Linked DNA regions of Homo sapiens: regions 2 and 3 are each linked to region 1. Evidence: chromatin loops called from intact Hi-C (ENCODE). Cell type or tissue: GM12878. All regions are shown on one strand.

The links. Hi-C counts contacts between places; a loop is a spot of excess contacts. Peaks named below come from ENCODE experiments on the same cell type or tissue, not always from the same donor. Only the 100,000 strongest peaks of a DNase experiment are listed, where the experiment ranks them.
Region 2: a loop joins it to region 1, with 2.3 times the contacts of the local background. A loop is called at or near these places in 14 of 110 quality-filtered maps.
Region 3: a loop joins it to region 1, with 2.9 times the contacts of the local background. A loop is called at or near these places in 7 of 110 quality-filtered maps.

The regions. Positions count from the first base shown.
Region 1 is chr2:37,387,154-37,395,153 of GRCh38, forward strand. No RefSeq gene overlaps it. Among named protein-coding and RNA genes, the nearest start is that of QPCT, 47 kb to the left of the region's middle. RefSeq lists an enhancer at 2,951-3,140. In GM12878, no CTCF peak of the experiment used is centred here; DNase peaks (open chromatin) are centred at 3,418 and 7,294; H3K4me3 peaks cover 364 bases; H3K27ac peaks cover 1,387 bases.
Region 2 is chr2:37,314,240-37,322,239 of GRCh38, forward strand. It overlaps PRKD3 (protein kinase D3), which reads right to left. Exons shown (of 19, transcript NM_005813.6): 2 at 1,998-2,940. The coding sequence starts at 2,285. Among named protein-coding and RNA genes, the nearest start is that of PRKD3, 6.6 kb to the right of the region's middle. In GM12878, no CTCF peak of the experiment used is centred here; a DNase peak (open chromatin) is centred at 4,402; H3K4me3 peaks cover 870 bases; H3K27ac peaks cover 474 bases.
Region 3 is chr2:37,283,210-37,291,209 of GRCh38, forward strand. PRKD3 (protein kinase D3) reads right to left here. Exons shown (of 19, transcript NM_005813.6): 4 at 7,659-7,790; 5 at 6,147-6,304; 6 at 2,968-3,160. Among named protein-coding and RNA genes, the nearest start is that of PRKD3, 38 kb to the right of the region's middle. In GM12878, a CTCF peak has its summit at 4,946; a DNase peak (open chromatin) is centred at 4,999.

The DNA of each region.
Region 1 (8,000 bases):
TCTCTCAGAATAGGATCCAGTGTCATTTCTATGGCTGACAAGGTTCCATATGACCAGGCTCCTCCATCTTTCTGGTCCCTCCTCCTATGGCTCTCTTCCTACATCACCTCTCCTGGCCACACTGGCCTCCTGGCTTTTCCCAAACAAGCTGAGCACAGTCCTGAATCACTGCCTTTCTATGTGCTTGCTCCTCTGCCTGGAATGCTTTCCCCTAGATATTTGCGTCGGATGTGCCCACATTTCATCTGAGGTTTTGCTCAACTAATACTTAATTGGAGGGGCCTTCCCTGATCCCCTTCATCCTGTCCCCTGGACTTGCCCATTTTCCATCCTGGAGAGGTCTTAGTGACAACTTACGCTGTAAAGCCACCACCATCAATCACTTCATCCCCTAACGCTACACATTGCTTCTTCTTTCCCCAGAGATGAGGGTTAGACTTATGTTTGGTAGGAGCTGCAGCAGCTGCAACACTGAGGTCTGACTCAACTGAATCCAGGGAAGCTCTGGCTTCCCCAGCAGCTGCCCTGGGGGCCAGTGACACAACCCAGAAATACATACAGTTAATGTCCTGCACAGTAGACAAATCAATGGAAAGCAGGAGATAGGAAGAGACCGAGGGTTAATTGCTTACCCTTCCTCCCTCCAGTGGATTGTTTTGACATGCAGTGATTTTATTTGACCTCTCTGGAAGAGATGGAGATGGAGAAACAAGCTGTATTTGTGGCAAAGCTGGCCATCTTGGTAACACATCCCTTGTATTTGCCATTCTTCCTTTCCTGTCTCACTTCCTACTTTCCTTCACTTTTACTCCCCCTAAATTGCACCTTCTCTCATAAAGTCTAAGCCATGAGCTTTTGTTTCAGGCTCTGATTTCTAGGGGACTGTTATCTGTTTATTTGTGTGTTATCTCTCTCTCCTCTCTAGAATGTGAGCCCAGAAGAAGAGTAGGGAGTTTGTTTCGTTTACTGCTGTATCCTCAATGACCGGCCTAGTACTTGGAACATGGTAGATGCATGTTAAATACTTGTTGAATGAACTTCATGATGAGGAAACTTGTCTTTCCTAATCCTGGACCTTAAGCCAGGATGATTCACTGAAGCCAGGATGGTTCACTTGTAAGTCACCTGGTAAGTCCCACTCATCTGTGGCAATCCTTTGGTACCTCTTGCTTTGAATCTGCTCTTGATCTTGCTTCTGCTTCCTCCTCTCTCACCTGTGATATGCAACAGCCTCCCAATTGGACTCCCTGCAGCATTCCACCCTGCTTCATTCTAGACTTCATGCAACAGTCAGAGAAATGTTTTAAACACATTAATCAGGTCTCATTGCTATGCTGCATAAAACCCTGTGATGGTTTTTCACTGCACTGAGAATTAATATGAACTCCTTAACTATGGCTTACTATGGCCTACAAGGCCCTCCCCACTCAGAAACTCAACAATCTTTTTTTTTTTTTTTTTTTTTGAGACAGAGTCTCACTCTGTTGCCCAGGCTGGAGTGCAGTGGTGCAATCTCGGCTCACTTCAACCTCCACCACCTGGGTTCAAGCAATTCTCCTGTCTCAGCCTCCTGAATAGCTGGGATTACAGGCGCCCAACATCATGCCGGGCTAATTTTTTTTTTTGTATTTTTTGTAGAGACAGGGTTTCACCATGTTGGGCAGGCTGGTCTCAAACTCCTGACCTCAGGTGATCCACCTGCTTCAGCCTCCCAGAGTGCTGGGATTCTAGGCGTGAGCCACCGTGCCTGGCCCAGAAACTCAACATTCTACCACTCTTTCCCTCCCTCTCTGGCCTAAAATGCCATTGCCCTCTTTTGTTCCTTGAACTTACTAAGCAGTCCCCTGCCATAGGGAGGCTTCTGGACATCCTTATCCTCCACATGGGATTCTCCTTTAGTCCCGATTTACATTGCTGTCTCTTTCTTGGCCTTCTCACAGAGGCTGTTCCTCACATCCTCTTATCCAGAATAGGTCCTTCCCTGTATATTTCTATCTCAGCACTCTACTCATTTCTTTCTTTTTTCTTATCACAACTTGTCATTACAATATTGTTTTACTATGGGTGGGGGGCAGCCTGTTTTCATGATCAAATTGTAGGTTTCATGAGGGCAAGGACTATGTCTATGTTTTTCATCATTGTATTCCCAGCAACTTGGAGATATTTGTGTGTGTCAGAGGTTTAATACATACTTGGTGATTAAACAAATATTCAAGAACTGATCCAGCTTCTATTTCTCTGGCTTCAGGACTTGCCTCAAATGTCCCTTTATCACAGGCCTTCTCCAACTACCCTATATAAAATGTAACAGTGTATCTCCTGGCTTTTACTCTTGATTGTGGTGAGAGATTTGGTATCCTTGGTCTGGGCCTTTTGTGTTCTCTAAGAACCTGGTTTGCCCTCTGCCTCTTGGCTCTACTGGCTGCCATGAGCATCTACACCTCCCAGCTCCAGCTCTCAGGGCCCCTGTCCTCATTCAAGGCCTGCCCTGCTTCATCCTGGAGGAGATGGGGCAAACTCAGATACAGAGAGCTTTAGCAACTTGTTCAAGTTTATACAATAATGAAGATTGGGCCAGAAGTCAGGTTTTGGGATTTGCACCCAGTCTCATGCCTTTTCACTCTATTATGCTAATCCTGTATCTCTGTTTCAAATCGAAGTGACTCATTTTGAGTTTTCAGATGAACACTCCAAGTATTATGGAGTACCTGGTTATTTGAAGTAAAAAAAAAAAACAAAAAACCAAGAATTGAAGCTTCTAGCTAGACAAACAAAGCTTGAAGCACCAGACAGCTATTGAAGACCAAATCTACCCACAGGGCTGGAATTAGGCACCGAGGGAACAGATGCAGGGAGAGATCCAAGCTCACAGCCAGGAGCCAGATGCTGGGTGTAAGCTGTCTGTGCCTGTCCTCCTTTCCCAAGGCCCGCCAAAGGGAGGCTCTGAGCTTCAGAGTGGGGATCTAGACTTCAGTTGCCAGTAGGTTCTGAAAGTGCTGCCCTCAGGGAAATGGTGACTTAGAAACAGAACTGCAACAAGTTTCAGTTGAACTCCAGGGAATTCCCTAGGTATGCCTCTTGCCTCCTCCTCATCTCTCTCCTTCAAAAGAAGGACATTTGAGGAAGTCCCAGGGAAGAGAGATGAGAAATATGGTTATGAAATAAAGAGAAATGAAGAACCACAGTATGGAGTACTTTTCTGCATTGGGTAGGATTTGTGGGTGAGACAGAGAATTGGGTGGAGGGCAGAAGGCCAGAAGGAGTAGGCAGAGGAAGGAGGGGGTGTTGAACCTCCTTCAGGCATCGAGCGAGAAACCTGACCTCGGAATAGTCACACTTGATCTCCTTTTGGCTTCTGTGTACCAGCAAAGCCTTTAGGTTTAGTCTGTTTCCTCTGTGGCAGAAAAGGAAGCCCAAGACAATTTGCATAGGCAGCTCTCAAGCAAAGCCTCCCTCAAAGAGTTTCTGACTCATCCCCATGACTTCCTCCCCCATCTGTCAACAGGGGAAACTCCAGGTGGGAGGTTACATTTCCTGCCTCCCTGTTATGGACTAGTTTCCTTCCTGGGAGGTGAGGCAGAAGTGGAGGGGACTTTCTCCCTCCTCATCATCCCATGCCTTCTCTCTTCTCCCGGTTCCTCTCTATCAAACTCTATGTTCCCATTTTGAGCTGAGAATAAGGAACAGCAGAGTTGATTAGAAACATTTTAAAATCAAGTGATTAAACTCTGATAATGGCAGAATTTCAAACATGAGTCAGTATGTAAATCCAATTGTAAAGATGAAGCTTTGAAGATATTTCTGTGTTCTCAGAACCTCAGAAGTTAATTCCTAGACATTGCTTCCTCCTAAGGGCAACTTCAGCACATGGTCCACAAGGATATAGGGCAGGATCCTCATAGAGGTAGTGGGCTACATGTCTCAAGTTGTAGGATGCTCTGGGTCCTCAAGTCTATCTATCCTCTTCCTCGAGTTCTGCACATCATCTTCTACATGCTGCTGGGCTCCTGAAAGCAGCACAACACCCTGACGGGGAGCTTGTTTGAGCATTCATTCTTTCTGTGTTTTGATAGTGTTAGGTAGGCCACCATCTGTGGGTTCTGTTTAGATCCACAGTTCTTCCTCTGGACATGGGATGTATCAAAGCAGGAAAGAGGCTGCCCATCTGAGCTTTTCATGATGTCGCGGCTGTGGCTCTGGCTGTTACCAGAGCTATACAGGAAACCCAGGGAGAGGGCTTGAAATGGTTGGGCATCAGGTATAAAGAAAAAAGCACTCAGAAGTATGGAATTTGTTTACATTGGTTCAGGGAACCAAAGAAGATTCGAGAATAGAATGTTCTGTCCTGTGTGCCCACTGAAATTAGAATTGTATGGGATTTTCCTCCAACACCCTGGTGGCTATTTTCCAGTGTCTTTTGCTGATTCCTCTTCATCTTCAGACTTGTCAAGTTTGAAAGGCTCTAAGACTCAGTTCTTGTTCCTCTTCATTTCTCCATCTCAGTCCATTGTTGACCTCATCCAGCTTCAAGTCTTTAAATACCATGTATATGTTGGCAACTCCTGGAGCTCTCAAATGTTTTCTAGACTTGTATGTACAACGGCCTACTGAACAGTTCTACTTGAAGGTCAGATTCAGCAAGTTCCCACTGAACTCCTGGTCTCCTCCCCACAAATCTGCTTCAGACATTGTTGGATGGCAGTAGCTCCAACCTTCCTGTAGCCCAAAACATAGGAGTCATTCTTTTTATTGAGACATAATCTCGCTCTGTTGCTCAGGCTGGAGTGCAGTGGTGCAATCACGGCTCACTGCAACCTCCGCTCCCTGGATTCAAGCAATTCTCCTGTCTCAGCCTCCCTAGTAGTTGGGATTACAGGGGTGTGCCACCAAGCCCGGCTAATTTTTGTATGCTTCGTAGAGACAGGGTTTTGCCATGTTGGCGAGGCTGGTATCGAACTTCTGACCTCAAGTGATCCACCCACCTCGGCCTCCCAAAGTCCTGGGATTATAGGTGTGAGCCACCATGCCTGGCCTTGGAGTCATTCTTGATTCTTCTATTTCACATCCCACACCCAGTCAGAAGGTAGCCTGGCCAGGTCTATCTTCCAAATACATCCAGAATCCAATCACCTTCTACCACCCCCATTGCTGCTGCACTGGGTCCAAGCCACCATTATCTCTTACCTTGATAACTTTAACAGCCTCTTATCAAGGCTTCCTGGTTCTACCCTTGCCCCCTTCAGTCTATTCTTCATGCAGCAGGAAGAGCGGTTCTTTAAGGAATTAGGTCCCGTCATGTCACTCCTCTACTCAAAGCCCTGCAATAATTCCTTATCTCATTCAGAATAAATGCCCTTACAGTGGTCTGATTGGTCCTCTGTGATCTGTCCTTGAGCACCATTCTGACTTCATCTTTGACTAGTCTCCTCCATTGCTCACTCTTCCTTAGCCACAGTGGCCTACTTGCTGTTTCTTGAACATGTTAGTCTTAATCCTACCTCAGGACCTTTGCACAGGCTGTTCTCTCTGCCTGGAATATTTTCTCCCCACATACCTGCATGGCTATTTTTTAAAAAAATATTATTCCATTCCTTGCTGAACTGTAATTTTTCAACGATGTCTTGCTTGATCCCTCCCCTCAGTTTAAAGTTTTAATCTTGAGATTTTTTACTCTGTTCTACTTATTTCTGTATCACCCTCTAACATATGGTAAAATTTACCTATTTAATATGTTTGCTTTTTGTCTGGGCTTGTTGGCTTATACCTGTCATCTCAGCACTTTGGGAGGCTGAGGTAGGAGGATCACTTGAGCCCAGGAGTTCAAGATCGGCCTGGGCGACATAGTGAGATCTCGTCTCTACTAAAAAAAATAAATAAATAAAATAAAATAAAATAAAATAAAGCCAGGTGTGGTGGTGTGTACCTGTAGTCCCAGCTACTCAGGAGGCTGAGCTGAGAGGATTGCTTGAGCCCAGGAGTTCGAGGCTACAGCAAGCTATGATCACGCCACTGCACTCCAGCCTGGGCGTCAGAGTGAGACCCTGTTTCCCCAAAAATGTTTGTTTTATATTATTTGACTTTCCCATTGAAATATAAGTGCCACAAAGGCAGGGATTTTTGTTTTGCTTATTTGAACAGAGGCTGGCAATGGTGAGTTTGTTAAATGAGTGGATAAATAGCAATGGAATCAGGGATAGTCTCAAAAGAGAGGGCAAATGAAAGGTGGGCAAGTGTCCACAGAGCACCAGAGTTTAAGTTGTAGCTTGTTATGGTTGAGGACCAGAGAGATTTTAGGTTGTAACTGGAGATAACACTGTAGGCCAGAAAATTGTCAATCCACATGTCCTCTGGGGTCTGTTTCATGGTCATTGAGAATAAGCCAATCTGATTAAAAGAAAAATCAGGCATCCTATTAGTTAGACCCAGTGAACAGGCATGACCTCTAGATTATTCTCTTTTACCTTGCCTTGGTTATTGGGAGGCTACATCATATTTCATGATGCAAAGGGGAATGGATACTTGATTCTGTTTTTCTTCTTTTATGTGGACATAAAAAATGATAGGAAAAGTGAAAGGTTTTAGGGGGAAATGCTTTGTTCATAGAATTGCAGCTGGAGTGAGAAGAGAGCTGGAGTGAGCTAAACAGAGAACTTTTTTTTGTAGTGAATCTTATGTCCATGCATACTCAGTGGGTATGCTGACTTTTAAATTGTTTGTGATACTGGCATATACTACAGTCACTGCTATCACTACCTGTGCTAAGGCACAGCACCAGAGAAGTGACACCTTGGTACTGATAAAAAGCAAATCATTTGACTGTTTCAGGACCACAACCTGAGGGATCCTCAAACCCAGCTTCATCGTTCTGCCTCTGGTCTCATAACCTTTGACTTAGGTTCTGGTACCTCTGTTTCTTGCTAGCTTCTCCTTCAAGATGGTGCTTCTGACAATAGCACCTTATGGAGATGGTGACTGTCATGATCAGTAGCATCCCCTTTCACTCTTAAGAGTTCAAGTTAAGATGATAAAATGTGGGGGGCAACGTATATCTAGGGCTTAGCTTGGCTGGTGACCTTGGACTCCTCCAACTTGTGGGCTCTCTGCCTCCCACCCCTCTGCTCCCTCCCATTGGCTTTGGTGATGGCGAAAACTTGATTGTGTGGAAGTTCACTTTCCACAGAAATTCAAAGGTTCACCCAGTGCAGTTCAGAATATGTAATTTGGCCATTGAATAACAGGGTGGATTCAAAAGTTTCTGGTTACCAGCAATGCAGAAGTGGTGCTAAATGAGAACAGAAACCCCAGCCCACTCCCTGAGGTTTGAGTGACCAGGAACCACATTGGCTGGAAGACAATGCCATGGATCTTAGTATCTTGTGAAGAGACACTTGTGGTTTCTTGTTAGTTGTAACAGCAAGTCATGTTCCCCTTCTGAGACTTAGTGTCCCCATCTGCTAACTACAGGGACTCAGCCTAATGATTTGTTGGGTCCCTTTGTGCTCTAAGAGTCTGTGGAGCAGTACAGCCTATTATTTAAGATCCTTACTTTGGAGATAGAACCGAATTCAAATCCTGGCTCTGCGATGTAAAACCTGTTCAATTTTGATCAGGTTATAAGTTCAAGTTTCCCACGTGTAAAATGGAGATTATATTCATTCATAGGCTTTTTATGATGATTAAATGAAATAATATGTAAGAAAACACCTTGTGAAGTGGCTGGCACCTAATCACTCAGTGAAGGATACTGGCTACTATGACCCTGCATGTGATTCCCACGGGGTTGCTTTCAAAGCATATTATTTCATGTAAAGATTGCAACTGTGGGAGGTCAGTTGGGTGGCTATTGTCATCTTTATTTTTATCAATGAGAAAATTGAAGCTGAGAGAAGTCAAGTGACTTCCCTTTGGTTTCAGAGTTGGTGTGTGATAGAGCCAGGGCCTCTCCCGATACCGTGGGAGAAATAAGAGGTACATCAATCAGACATTCATTGAAGAGACAG
Region 2 (8,000 bases), 73 kb before region 1:
GAGAGTTCCTCTTGAGGAAAAATGATTCCCCTGCAAGAGTCATTGTAAAATTCAGTTTACTATATCGATTTTATGCTGCTATGTCCACAATCAATAACTATTTTATATTTGTATAATTATCCTTTTTAAGCTATATCCTATTTCCCTGACATCACTCTAGTTGCTCACAGATCAAGATTTTTAATCTGGTTCTCCAAGAATTTCACCCACTGACCCACTCCTCACATTTATATTAATGAAGTAACACTGATTCTAGAATAATCCTGCAGAAAACTGGTAAACCTCTGTAGAAGTAAATCAATTAGCTCAATTTAGCCATTACACCACATATACATATTTCAAAAGAACATACTGTACTTAATAAATATATACAATTTTTTCTCAATTAAAAAACTGTGCAAAAAATAAGTAAATGAAATTTCCAAAGATTGAAAACTAAATCATAGAGAGTCATCAAAACACTGGTTATGAGTTTCTATGGTTTCAAATAAAAAGGGAACATTATATTTAAGTTACAAATATGTATTTAAGTTTAAAAATTAAATAAAAAAATTACAATCTAGTTGCAAAAGTGTTTGAAAACAGTCTGTAAAGGATAATGGAAGGGAAACTAAAAGCAAAGCTACGGAAGGATACAATGCTCTACAGGTCTACAGAAGTAAAGTTATTCTTACTTAGGAATAACTTAGGCCACATGTACAAGTCATTGTTAAAACAAAGGCAGCATAGGTCATTTTCACAAACTGCACAACATCTTTTGGATGGGTAATTATTTACATCAGAAGATAATGAATGATAAACTATATAAAGCGTAAAGAATTGAAACAAAGACAGTAAGATGAAGAGCATGAATTCCCAGAGAGAGATGATTTTTGCAAATAGAAAGTTTACAATTTGTTTGAAACAAATCTGAAACATGCTTGAAAATTCATTAAAATCTACTAAAAATAAAATATAACCAATTCATACAACCCATATAAACTCTTTTGATAACACAGAAAACATACTAGCCTCATCCATCAAATCGGGATTATTAAAGATATTTAGCTAAAGTTCCTTAAGAAAACGGCACGGTACAGGGAAGGAGGGTGAATGAGAAACAACATAAAACCACCCTGAATTTTCAAATATTTTGTCGTATATTCAAAATTAATTTACCTATTTTTTAAAAGACAGAAAGCATGGTCCTATATTAAATGGCAGTTTATTTTTCAGGACGTTCAGAATCTTCCTAAACAAGATCTAAAGAGAAGGAAATGGATAAAAAAAAGAGGGGCCAGAACACAGGGTACCTAGAGATAACAAGGTATGGAGATGGGACTCAGCTGCTAGCTACTGTGTCCCAGGGGGCCTTGTGCCCTCTACCTCCTGTTTTCTCTGAAAACAAATGAGATTTCTTATGCTGCCTTGACTCTATACAGATTTTCCTGCTCTTGAGAGACAAACAGAAGAGTGATACTTTAAAGCTAAAATAAATGCATTTTATTTATGTTTTCAGACTGAGTCTCACTCTGTTGCCGTGCCAGGCTGGAGTGCAGTGGCGCTATCTCAGCTCACTGCAACCTCCGCCGCCTGCCCTGCTCCCCACGATTCTCCTGTCTCAGCCTCATGAGTAGCTTGGACTACAGGTGCCTGCCACCATGTTTGGCTAATTTTTGTATTTTTAGTAGAGATGGCGTTTCAACATGTTGGCCAGGCTGGTCTCGAACTCCTGACCTCAGGTGATCTGCCTGCCTCAGCCTCCCAAAGTGCTGGGATTACAGGCGTGAGCCACTACGCCCAGCCAAATAAATGTATTTTAAATCTGGGATATATGTTCCAATTAGCTAGACTCTGAAATTTCAGTCTTTAGCCTCAGAGGTCATTAGAACTCTTCCAAAAATGCACAGAATAAACTACTGATGGATCAGTATGTCTTAACTCACTGGTACACGTATAATTTATAGAAAAACATCAGTAACAATATTATTTACTACTGATAATAGCACACACAGTACCTTTTGATAAACTATGGAGCACACAAGATCCTTGACAGCAGATAAAGACAGTTCCTGGGCTTCAATGGTAACACTCTCCCGTGTGAGGCCAATTTGCAGTAGAAATGAAACTGTATGCACTGAGCCTCTGGAGTTGGTGAGTGATGGTGCACTGAAGCTTCCATTAGAGAGTCGGGCAGAGAGTCCCGTCTTAGGACTTGAACACGGAGAAGCAGCTGGAAGCACAGCAGGAATAGCTGTGGGTAATACAGACTTCTGGGCTGATGGAGGGGAATTATTTGCAGACATCTGCCTTTCTTTAATCTTTTAAAATAGTTGTCGATTCTTTTTCAATGGTTATGAAGAGGTTTTTAAAATAACAGCAGTAAAGAAAATGACCGCACTTTTGGATTTAGTTGAAAACTTCTTTATTTCCTCTGTTAAGCCACTCATGCCGATACTTTTAAGTTTTATCAAGGAGTTGAATGCCCCAAAGGTCCTATTTCTCTTAATATCAGTCCCATCAAAAAGCAGTCTTGTCTGTAGGAAGACAACCAGGGATTTGTAAAGGATTTAACATCACTGAGCTATCCTCAGCAGGATAGAGTTGACGTAGCTTATTTACGAATCTATTTTCCTTTCAGTCTGTACTTGTCTCTTTAATTTCAGGAAATACATATTGAATAAAAGTTGTTTTTCTGTCAAGGTGAAATCCTCTTCGTTTAAAAAACAGTAAGTGTTTTGGATTAATCTATTCAGTACTTTTCCTTTGGTTTACTAATTTGATAGGACACCTTCTCAAATGTCCACACCTTAAATCACCTTCTCAAATGTCCTCATTTTCATTCTGGGGGGATGAACTTTTCTATGACGAAATACAAAGCTTTTTAAAATAGTACAGGCATATTTCATTAGATGAATGGGTCCATCGAGAAAAGCTGATGCTTTCTGACATATAGTTAGCCTGGAAGGAAATTTTTTAAAGGTTTTTAATACTTTATATTCATTCGACATTAATTTAAAAATAAGAACATAACTTTTTTAAATGACAATTTTTGGTCATATGCTTATAATTCACTAATAAATCCTAATGGGTAGCAATTTTTGGCTAGTTAGCAAAGACTTTTTTTACTATAAGTATAATTTCAGGGAGAGGCTCGAAAAATATCCTTGGCACTCTACACTGATACCTAAAACTTAAACATTAAACATTTTTTAAAATTTACCTCATTTTTAATCAATGAAGACCAAACACTTCTATGTTACAATTACATGACTGAGTTATATCAAAAACAGAAGGGACAAAAAACAGTAAAACTGACATTTTCATAGACATACAATACATGCCACCCCACCACACAAAAGATGTACAATACTTTCCTAATACAAGAGTATTCTTTTTTTAATATTACAATACTAATTCTGCCGAAACATGACTCTTGACTTGCTTTGTTGAAACATTCCTTTCAGAAGGCTAAGGAAGCAGGAGGGGATATACTGAACAGTTAAATGATCAATAAGTGTGAAAGCTGACATACTTATCACAGGAACATAAGAGAAAGGGATCTCACCATAAGGGATTTCTCCTATCCAGGTCCTAACTAGGCCCAACAATGCTTAGCTTCCAAGATCAGACAAGATCAGGCACATTTGGGGTGGTGTGGCTGTAGACCACAAAGCATTTCTAACAGTAAGAAAGAGAACAGTAGGTATAGTTAAATATGTATCATAATTTCTAGGAAAGCACAGGTCAAAAAGTTAAAAAAAAAAAAAGGTATGACCCAACCCCTCCACATGGCTTAGGCGTGAAACAGCTCATAATTGATGGTTCTTTCTAAGTTCCATCTATATACCCATAAATAATTCCAATGAAGAGAAAGAGTAAATCATCCAATGTGGCTGCAGAGTAACTCTCTGCAGAGTAGTTAATGGGTTAAATTAGGAAGAACGTGACAGAAGGGCAAAAGCACACAACTATAGTATTAGGAATGGGAAAGCTCAGGAAAAAACTGAGACTTTAAAAAAAACTGAAGATGAAAGCTTTCATAGCTACTTTCAAGTAAATGATCATTATTCCATCTTATATAATGTACAACACTTGATAGTTTACAAATGTTTCACATACTTTACCTCATAACTCTTTGAAAGTTGACAGGGTAGAAATCATTTTTGTAGACAAGAAAATTGAAGCACAAGGCGATAACGCAACTTGCCCAGCAGCACATGGTTATTAATAGGTGGAGCGGGAATTAGAAGCCAGGTTTTGTACTTTCTTACCAGTGCTGTCTCCACAAGAACACACTATTTCTCGAAGAGAACAAGGAACTAAGAATCACTGCTCAGAGGATGTTGCTAAGGTTGAGAAATCGCACAGAAAGACAGACTGCTCAACTTGTATTTTGCTTATCTTCTCCACAGTTTTAAACTAAAACTGCAGAAAGGCATTGAGAACTGAAACCTGAGACAAATGACTAAGACTATAACAACTTTACATGAGTTTGAGTCTCTGGGTCCAGATGCAGTCCATTCCATACTACTAAAGCAATTCACAAATGTAATCACAAAGCTGACTCCTGCAATCTTGGAGAAAGAGCTCAAAAAGACAGATATAATCATGGCCTGGAGATTTGTAGAGCGGTTTCAAGTTCTGGCGGCTGGAGAAGCAGGAAAGCAAATTTCAGAAATTACAAACATAAAAAATAATGAAGCAAATGGTTTGTGAATAACTAGAGAAGAATATAATGATCACTAGAAGTCAACCACATTTACATCTTGGAAAATAATGATTATTAGGCTTCTTAGCTGGAAAAAAATAACAATAGCTTACATTTATTAAGCTCTTACTATCTGTCAGATACTGTTCTAAGCACTTTATACATATTACCTCATTAATCCTCACAGCAACTCATTATATGGTTGAGAAAACAAAGGTTTAGAGATTAAAGTACTTGCCCAAGACCACAAAATCAGCAAAGCCAGAAAAAAAAGATAGTTTATTCTGACAAAAATAGTATCCAAGATGATTGTCCATGCTACCTTTGCAAGAATGTTACTGGAGTGTGGGTTGGATGTTAGTGTAGTTAAGTTTGCTGCTCTGTGTCACCTTAGATGAGGAAAGTCTTTACGGAACTGCCTTGAAACACTGTCCTCAGCCTTATATCATTTTTCACTATTTATTAGATAATAAAGGCATAAAGAATATGCTTATAAAATCCTCAGGTTGAAGAAATCTGGGAGAAATAAACTAAAATTAAACTGAAACTTAAAGGTAAGTGTAAAGCTTTGCATTTAGTTTCCCCAAAATGTGCAATACAGAAATGGGGAAATGCTTACTTGTAAGCAGTTTATATGAGAGGTATTTATCAACGAAAAAGATTAATTCAAACTGCTAATATAATGGGTGACTAAAAGAGCTAATGCAAAGCTAATGCCCTAGGTCACTGAGAACACATCAGCATCCGTCTGTATACTCCTTGTTACTCAGCCTATATCACAATTATGTTTATATCTATGGTCAACATTTTTAGAGCCATACTGATTTAAAAAAAAAAAAATCATGCACGCAAAGGTAAAAATAATGTCATGTGATAAAAATGTGCTTAACAAAACCAAACAGAATAAGTGGTTTTCAAATACTTGAATAAGTGTTAATAGGAGAATTGATTTTATTCAGTATCACTGCAGAGGGTAGACGAAAAATGAAGATGAGAGCACTTCTTACTTAACCTCACAGGTTGCAAGGATTGAGCTACGGGGTACAAACTATCTGTAACAACACCTGGCTAACAGTAAGTGCTCAGTAAGTTTTAGCAATTTTCACAGCAATTAGTTGAAGGAATTAACAACTAAGCCTTTACTTTATGCTAAACACATAAAGTGAGATATGATACTTTATTAAATCCTTGCAACAACTCTAGGAGGTTTAACTCTATTTTCCAGAAAAGAAACAAGAATTTTAGAGAAGCTGTTGTTTGCCTGTGACTATAGCTAGTAAGTGATAGAAATGAGATTCAAACTAGTTTCCCTGACTCCAAAGCCCAAGTTCTTTCTACCACATTATTCCATATCCAACAACCTAACAATGGAACAGGTTGTCTCACGAGGTAATGAGCTCCACAACGTATCTGACTTAAGTAGTTTTTATAAGATGAACTACCAAAATAAAGTAGTAAAATATCTATGAATAAAACTGTATGCAAGTTAACGACTTTTTTTTTTTTTTTTTTTTTTTTTTGAGACAGAGACTTGCTCTGTTGCCTAGGCTGGAGTACAGTGGCGCGATCTTGACTGATTGCAGCCTCCGCCTCCCGGGTTCAAGCGATTCTTGTGCCTCAGCCGCCCCAGTAGCTGGGATTACAGGTGCACATCACCATACCTGGCTCATTTTTGGATTTTTAGTAGAGACGGGGTTTCATCATGTTGGCCAGGCTGGTCTGGAACTCCTGACCTCAAGTGATCCGCCCATCTCGGCCTCCCAAAGTGCTGGGATTACAGGCGTGAGCCACTGCACCTGGCCCAAATTAACTACTTCTACTTTGATGAATGTCTTCCCACTAAATATCATTTTATTATACCTAGTAATATTAGCCAAATAACAGTGTTTAATACAACTAATTTATCAGAACAAATTACAACTATTCATAATAAACACTACATATAAAAATGATTTTTAAAAGTCTCAGTATTAACACAAATAGAAGAAACCTAAGAGCTGTCAGATTTCTGCCCACTCTTTCCATTTTCCCTCTCCTGGTTTGGTTTATGGACCCCAGATTTACTCTGGAAGATGCAACAAGATGTTGGGTGAAAAATATTAAAACTAAATATTAAACCTAATAACTGTAACTTACATGAACCTTGATATGCTGCTTAATTTTGTCTTTACGCTTCAATTAGAAAACTGAAAGAAGAGTACATCTTATTAATTTACAAACTATATACCAATTATATATGCTTGTTTCTAACAGGGGTACGAGGCTCTAAATAATATCATCTAGTTGGCAAGCATTTCTAATATGTTTATTTAGAACTTGTCAAATATTCTTTTGGGGAGCTAGCTGTCACATATTCCATTCAAATGAGCTTACATAATCTGTCATCATTGTTACTGGAATCAAAATATAGGATATTAATGGCATCTTGAACCCAGTCTGTCCTATTTTACAGACAAGGTGAAACAAAGGCCCTGGAGGTGAGAGGACTTACTTGAGGATTATCTCACGGTAATATCACAAGTTTATCTACTTCCTCTCCCTCTCCTTCCCCTTCCCCCATGCACACATTATCTCATTTTTAACACTCTAATTAGGAGAAGCTCTAACAGCAGTATTTCCACTTAACAAATACTTAATTAGTACTTATTATTTCCCAGACTGTTATGAGAGACACTGGAGTTATAGAGCAGTGACCGAAACAGACATGGCCACTGCTCTCTCTGAAATTCAAAGTGTGATGTGAGACACAGACATAACATTCATACAAACAGCTGGGTAATTATAAACTGCAAGAGGTGATATGGCAGAGTATACTAAGGGGACTCAATTCCAGCTGGAATCTCAGGAAAGGTACCTTTAAGGAAATATTTAAGCTGAGATCTCTGGATAAGCAAGAGTCAACGATGCAAAGAGACAGACAAAAGGATTCCAGGAAGGCAAAATGCATCTAGTTATTAAATTCTTCAAAAAGAAGTTCATTATTTAGTGCAGCATCATTCTTTTTGTACAATACTCAGCAAAGGCTAAAGTGAAGAGATAAAATGCTTTTCCTATTGGAATAACAATATTTATTATAACATGAATTCCTCCCAGTAAAGAGTTTTCCAGGTTCAACTTAAGTTTTGTGTACTAGAAATGCTAATGACGTGGAGGGTTGTGTCCACGCCTCTTGACATGTATTAATATTAGTATTCTTTTACCACGTAAAAGTATGTGGCCTTTTTCAATGCAATTCTGACCAGCGTCCTAAAGTCCATGTCCATGTTTTGACATAGGTTTGACTTTGCTTAGTAATTGTTCTTGCTTTTAT
Region 3 (8,000 bases), 100 kb before region 1:
TCCCAGATCAGCTTCATTAGGAAACTTGTTAGAAATGCAAATTCTTGCGCCCTATCCCAGACCTACTATATCAGCAACTCTTAGCGGGTGGGGAGGGTAGGGCTGAGCTCTGTAAGTCATACTGAAGTTGAGACCCACTGGTCTATGTCTAATACCACCTTTGAAATGCATCTATGAGTAATAACTGGGTAAAAATAACTTTAAGTCCTGACTTAGAATGTTTTTGTAACCCTTGTGAGTCAAGAAAATCCTGGGTATCATGCCAACAGCACAGGCTAAAGATCATTATATGACATAAGCCCCATGAAATGTATAATTTGGTGGAGAATAAAATTTACTTTAAAACACTATCCTTGTTAAGACAGGCCCTAGGGAAAATTCATGTGATATTAATATTATCTTGCACTACCTCTTAAACAATAGATTTGTGTTTTATCTCATGAACTTTGCAAACTGTGAAAACAACAAGGTTTCCATTTTCCCTTTGAAAACTCAGGCCGGGTGCAGCGGCTCACACCTGTAATTTCAGCACTTTGGGAGGCCAAGGCAGGTGGATCACTTGAAGCCAGGAGTTTGACACCAGCCCGGCCAACGTGGCAAAACCCTGTCTCTACAAAAAAAATACAAAAATAAGCTGGGTGTGGCAGCACCACTGCACTCCAGCCTGGGCGACAGAGCAAGACTCTGTCTCAAAAAAAAAAAAAAAAAAAAATTCAGAGCCGAATTTGTGGACTACCTGCAAGTATGTAGGTTTGAATGGCAGGCAGGCAGTTTTAGTTCTCTATGTCCTTACCCATGTTTTTATTAATTTGCTTATGCTCTCTTATACTTTACATACGCTTTTAAGCTACCTTGAAGTTTTTACACATCAAAATAGAAAATAAAGACAAACAGATTAATGAATTCTTAGAATTGTGTATTTTCTCAAATGATCCAGTATAATGGTTTTATCTTAACAAAATCATTTTTCTTTCGTAGACTGACAAATGAAAATATTTTTATTTTTTAAGTATCTTAATTCATACTATTAAAATAGGGAAATCACTGAATTATAATTATTTTAATAAATGAAATAGCTTAGCTATACTGAAATAAAACCTACCATTTTCTGAACCAATATAAGCATAAAAGATTCTTCTTCCAGAACCCTAAAAAGTTGAATAATCCAGTAGCAGAATTAACAGGTTTATGTAAAAATTCATTTGTATTTATTTTAGTTCCTCTACAAAATACTGTACTTTTCTGCATATGGTTTAAGAATGTTTCTGTTCTGCTTAGCAGAGCAGCAATATTAACTACCTTCATTAAGATTATTTGTTGGCTAGAATGTGTACATCTGTTACTAATGTTCTTTCCCAAAACATTTCTCAGTGGCTGCTTGCCAATACATTTTTAGGTTGATATTTTAAAGTATTAATTTATGTAGTAACTCATATTCAAAGCAAGCTGTTGAAATAAAATTTCATCATGTTATAATGCCTAATAGTTATCAAATACCTGACAACAAATGTATAATCTATTCCCCATTTAATGTTCTTGTGTGCTATCATACACTGTCAAGAAAAGCTTTATTTTATTATTATTATTATTTTTTAATTACACTTTAAGTTTTAGGGTACATGTGCACAACGTGCAGGTTAGTTACATATGTATACATGTGCCATGCTGGTGTGCTGCACCCATTAACTCGTCATTTAACATTAGGTATATCTCCTAATGCTATCCCTCCCCCCTCAGAAAAGCTTTATTTTCTTATATGCTTAAGCTTATATACAATTATCTTACTCTGTCTTGTAAGCAAGAATTTCTTGTTACAAAACCCTCAACCCTAATGTTTTATTTAGATCACTTGATAATTCAATTCCACAAATACTTCTACTATATAAAAAGTACAATACCAAGAACTGCTAATTACATGAAAAAAGTATATAAGATTATAGTTAGACTACTTATATCCTATCCTGGCTCAATGACTAATAATCTAAGACATTTACATTCTATTTTAGTTTTCACTCTACTGTGAAAAGTTTCTACTGTACAGCATTGCTGAGAAGGTATGAGACAAAAAGATAAAATCATCTTTAAAAAGCATAAAAGCATTATATAACTATAAGCAAATAATTATTCCAGTATGCTGTTAAAAACTTGTTTCATTAAGAGATGTTTTGAGAATACTATAGAAGTGTGCTGGGTTAGTATCCAAATACGGGTGGGTCCCTATCATAATTTTAGTAGCTTTTATTACGTCCTACCTATTTCAGGGTGATTATTCTCGGGAATGACAGTTTTTGTATAATTCTCCAAACTACATACTTAAAAACAAAAAAAACCCAAAACTCTTGCAGTATGCTTATATGTGTGTGTAATAAATGTTTAATGAAAAGAGGAAAGCGTTATTTTTATTTTGTTTAGTGTCTGGCTCTGGAATCAAAAAGACATAAAACCTCAAGTATCAGCTTTGCTGCCTACTAGCTATTCTGTATTGGGAAGTGATAAGCATACAGGTGAAGAAGCCATCCTCAGAGATCCACATTCTAGTTTTTCTGTTTACTAGCTACATGATCTTAAGCAAGTTACCTAATCTATGTCTATAAAATGAAATATGACTCCTATTACTACTAACTCCTATTACTAGTACTCCTATTACTATTAGTAGTTAATAGTAATAGTAACTCCTATTACTACTAGTATATTAACAAAAGCATAATTCACATACAATTGCTTTGAAGACTGAGCATGTAAAGGTTTACTGTTCTACTATAGTGCCTGGCACCTAACACACACTGCAGATAGTAGTAATAGTAGTTTACACACACATTTATATTTTGTTTATATTTCTCTTTCCTTTATATAACAATTATGAGAATAATTTCTTTGGCTAATGCTTCTGAAATATAAATATTTTAAGCCTATATATAATAACAAAAACAGACATAAATTTTAATTAGGGAAAACACCTAATCCTACCTTTACACTGCATTCCTTGGCGAAAGAGGCCTTTCAGTAACCGCTTGCAGTACTGACATATCGTGGGACGGGTGTAAGAGTGAACAGCAAATGTGTGTGGAACTTTCACTCTGCACATTACCATCTTTTCCATCCAGATTGGGCGACCACTCCAAGAAGGAATTCTCTTACTTGGTTCCTGGTGGACATGTGACTATAACATAAGTAATTTTCATAAGTGTAAGTCAATATTAAAAACAGAGTAGTGGGAGCAGAGCTTAACCACAAGAATCATTTATTTCAAACACTAAAGCCAAAAAACTCTAAAAATGTTGTTCTCAGCAGTTTCCTTTGCAATGTTTAATTTACCAATCTTTGAATGAGAAAAATGCAGATTCTTTTTGCTAATATTTATGCTTAAAAACATCTAAGATATGTTAATTCTCAGGTATATATTCACTGATGATTATTTGCCAGGCACATTTCAGCACTTTACAAATCAAATACACAAACTTTAAAACAAATAAATGAAGAAAGTATTATTGCTGCTCATTTTGCATTACTGAATGTGACATCTGAATATATTTTGAAACACATTTTAGATTTTCAAATTTATCTTAATACTAAAATATATACATACATTTTAAGTCTAATTAATAATGATAAACAATGGCAGATACAAAACTAATTAAAACAAGTTTCAGTAATTCAGCTTTAAGAAGAAGTAAACTTTGTTTACCCATTTTGGAGACTATTCCAGAACCTAGCTAGTTGGTTTTCTGCCTGGTCTTCTGGCCAGGCGTGGTGGCTCACGCCTGTAATCCTAACACTTTGGGAGGCCGAGGTGGGCGGATCACCTGAGGTCAGGAGTTCAAGACCAGCCTGACCAACATGGAGAAACCCCGTCTCTACTAAAAATACAAAATTAGCCAGGCGTGGGGGTGCATGCCTGTAATCCCAGCTACTCGGGAGGCTGACGCAGAAGAATCGCTTGAACCCAGGAGGTGGAGGTTCCGGTAAGCCGAGATCATGCCATTGGACTCCAGCCTGGGCAACAAGAGCGAAACTCCATCTCAAAAAAAAAAAAAAAAAAAAAAAAAAAAAAAAAAAAAGAAAAAGAAAAAGAAAAAGAAAAATACCTGCCTACACTATCAATCTGAGGCATTTTATAGTGCTCTTCTCCAACCAGTTGTTTTGTCCTTTTCTTTTCCTTTTCTTCCCTTTTTTTTCTTTTTTCTCCTCCCCTTACTTCTCCCTTGCACTTCTCTGTCTCTTGTTTTTTTCTGACTTCTTTTCCTTCCCTTGGTTGAACATATTAATGTAGAATTACCCAACTTCTCTGAATTACAAACATGACTAGTTATAGAAGGCAGCTGAAAGATCTCAGGACATCAGTTCTGGCAGTGAGGATGCAAGCAGGTACAGCAAAATCTGTTCATATAGCTAGATGGTAGTTGGGTATTAGGATTTTGTGCTTGAGTATTTGGATTATGTTTTATTCAATTTTGTGTCCCTAGTATATAACAGGGCCTGGCATACAATAATCGGTGAATGTGTGTTGAATGAATGAAATGAGCCACATTGAACTGGGTGATCTATAATTTAGTTTGATTATTCCCTTCATATAGAAAGGGTCATAGTTACCAAAATCTACTTACCCCTCAGGTTACAAAAATTTTTAATTCATGCCTTCTTTAATTTTGCTTTTTGTTCACCTGGTAGAAAAACCCAAACAGTTGGAAAATAAAGTTCTTCTTTTTGAGACTATGCTTGAACTGACTAAAGTAAACCCTGAAAGCCCTTCCATGCTACAAGTTCTACTTGTTTAAAAATACCCTGAACAATCTAACCAATTCAGACATGTAACTGCACTTCTTATACTTCCCTAAGGAGCTTTCATGTTCAAGATAAAATATAAACTAATGAAAAATGTAACACCTTATCCACTTGCTCTGTCCTTCTGCTATTTCCTAATCTAGTAATACTCAACTGGGCATAGGTGGCGTAACAGCATCATTTGTGGGGCTCTTGACATACCTCTATTCTACTGTCCTCATTCCTAGGTAAGTTCTCTGTGCAGTTCAGTGTATAAGATGCACTAACTTTTTCCTACTAATCTTTTCCAGGCTCTTCTGTAGGTTTATACCAACCCCTCATTTTCAGTCCTTTATGCCGCAGCACTCTTTTTATCCTTTAAAAATCTCACACTAGGGCTAAGCAGTAAGAGAAGATGGAATTTTTGTGAAAGGATTTCAAAAGCTTTTACTCTGGTGTCTTAACTTAGCAAAATATTATGATCACAGTACCAAGACAAGGCCTTGATTTTGCCATTAATTTACAGAAGATCAGAGAAGTTACAGAAAAAACTAAATAATAAGATTACAACCTACAGATGGAAGTCATTTCAAATACTATGAAATGTACAAGGGAGTTATTTCTTTTTTCCTGGATCTACTGCCTTTGCCCTTGAGAGGTACACTGTATTAGGAAAAAAAATCACTGATTTATTAATAATGAGATCTGGGTTTAATTCCACTATCTCTTACTAATTTGCTCTCTGACTTCACACAAGTCACTTAGCTGCTCTGTGTCTCAACTGTCTCATCTGTATACAGATCTGCAGATAGCAGTGCCTCATGCCTGCGATCCCAGAACTTTGGGAGGCCGAGGCGGGCAGATCACGAGGTCAGGAATTCAAGACCAGCCTGTCCAACATGGTGAAACCTCATCTCTACTAAACATACAAAAATCAGCTGGGTGTAGTGGCACGCATCTGTAATCCCCGCTACTTGGGAGGCTGAGGCAGGAGAATTGCTTGAACCCAGGAGGCGGAGGTTGCAGTGAGCAGAGACCGTGCCACTGCACTCCAGCCTGGGCGACAGAGCAAGACTCCATCTCAAAAAAACAAAAATTAAAAAAAAAATTAAAAAAAAAAAAGATTTAAGTATGGAGACCAGGAGCCAGGATACTGACTAGAAGGCTAAAGCAGTGGTACAAGCCATAATACCATCCCAAGGTGTACAAAATGCAATTCATTACTACCGGTAAGTCCTGTCTCCATTACTACATTTTATGTTTCTTAAGTGTAGGAACATTACCATTCTTTAGCATATAAATTATGTTCTAGAGTGATGTCATACACCCTGTAGAAACACAGAGAATAACTACTACTAAAATGTCTATTACCTTAGAATACGTACCTCTTCACTGGGAAGGGCTACATATTCAGGCTGTAGGGGTCTTGGAACTGAGAGGCCGGGTCCTGGTAAAGATACATTTGACAGACGTCTCTTTCTTACTCCACTACAGTTATTTGGAATCTTGAAGGCACATCGTTTATGGTAATTTAATCCACAGCCTAAACATATTTTACAAGGTAAAATATAAGATTTAAAAAAAAATTTACTATTTAAGTGTGATACATAAAAACCACTGCTTCTTTTATTTAACATATTTTCTGTTAGCCATACCTATCCTAATTAAGAACCCAGACAGCAGGCTAAGTGGAAGCTAATGAATTCAAGAAGAAAAGGAAATGTGTAAAAAGGATAAGTCAGCTAGGGCAGTGGTTCTTGAAGTGTGGTCCCTAAGGCAACCACCTGGAAATTTGTTAGAAATGTAAATTACAAGGCTCCACCCCAGATCTACTGAATTAGAAACTACGGGGATGAGGCCCAGCAAAGTGTGTTTTACGATGCACAATACAGTTTGAGAACCACTGCCTTAAAGCACTAGTTAGCAAACTATGGCCTCTGTACCAAATTCCTCCTGTGACATGAAAATTTTATGAAACTCAAATTTCAATGTCCCTAAATAAAGTTTTATTGGAACACAACCATATCTATTCGTTTACATATTGTCTATGATTGGTTTCATACTGTAATAGCAGAGTTAAATCATGACAGAGACCATATGGCCAACAAAGTCTAAAACATTTACTCTCTGTCCCTTTACAGAAAAAGTTGATTGACCCTCCACCTTAGAAGACTGTTTCTTCATCAGAAATGTGCACCTGTGTCCTACTCCTAGCAATTCTAATTCAGAACAAATTTGACAATTTAGTTGTATGTAAGAGACAACTTTTTTTTTTTGAGACAGAGTTTCGCTCTTTCACCCAGGCTGGAGTGCAATGGTGCAATCTCGGCTCCCTGCAACCTCCGTCACCCAGGCAGGTTCAAGCGATTCTCCTGCCCCAGCCTCCCGAGTAGCTGGGATTACAGGCATCCGCCACCACGCCCGGCTAAGTTTTTGTATCTTTAGTAGAGACAGGGTTTCGCCATGTTGGCCAGGCTGGTCTCAAACTCCTGACCTCAGGTGATCCACCAGCCTCGGCATCCCAAAGTGCTAGGATTACAGGTGTGAGCCACCGTGCCTGGCCAAGAAAACTTTTAAAAACAAAAAACAACATGAATATTTATGGAGCCATTATTTTGTACTAAATATTTAACCCTATTACCTGATTTAACCGTTTACTCTTTATGAAACCAGTGGGGCAGAATGTATTTTACGAGAAATTAATCTTAAGAGGTTTAGTAATTTGCCCAAGAATATGAAGTAGGTGGCAGAGATAAAATGAGAGTCCTGATCTCTCCAATTCTAAATCCTCGTTACCACCCTAGTCAACAGCTCGTCATCTTGCTTTTTCACTGATAATAAAAAATGCAAATGTGGAATCTTATTTCAAATGACCACAAAAATTTTAGAACACACACCTTCACATTTCAGTCCTTGACGTACCAATCCCCAGAGCATCTCACCACAGTAATCACAGAAAGTAGGAGCTTTGTAAGAATGTACATAGAGAGTATGTGGACGAATCTGGAAGTCTTCTACTGTGGCTAAAGCTTTAAAAAAGAAAAGTATTACAATACACGTTGTATTTGTACTGCGATGAGATTAAGAATGCTCACACATTCACTTATGTCAAAGTACACAGAATCATTTTTTCTCTGAAAGTTGCACTGGACCATAAAAGTAAATTATTTAATATTGTGATTTCAAACTCTAGTTTAGCAAGTCCATTTACTTCTCATCATTTGAGCTCCAGAAGTAGG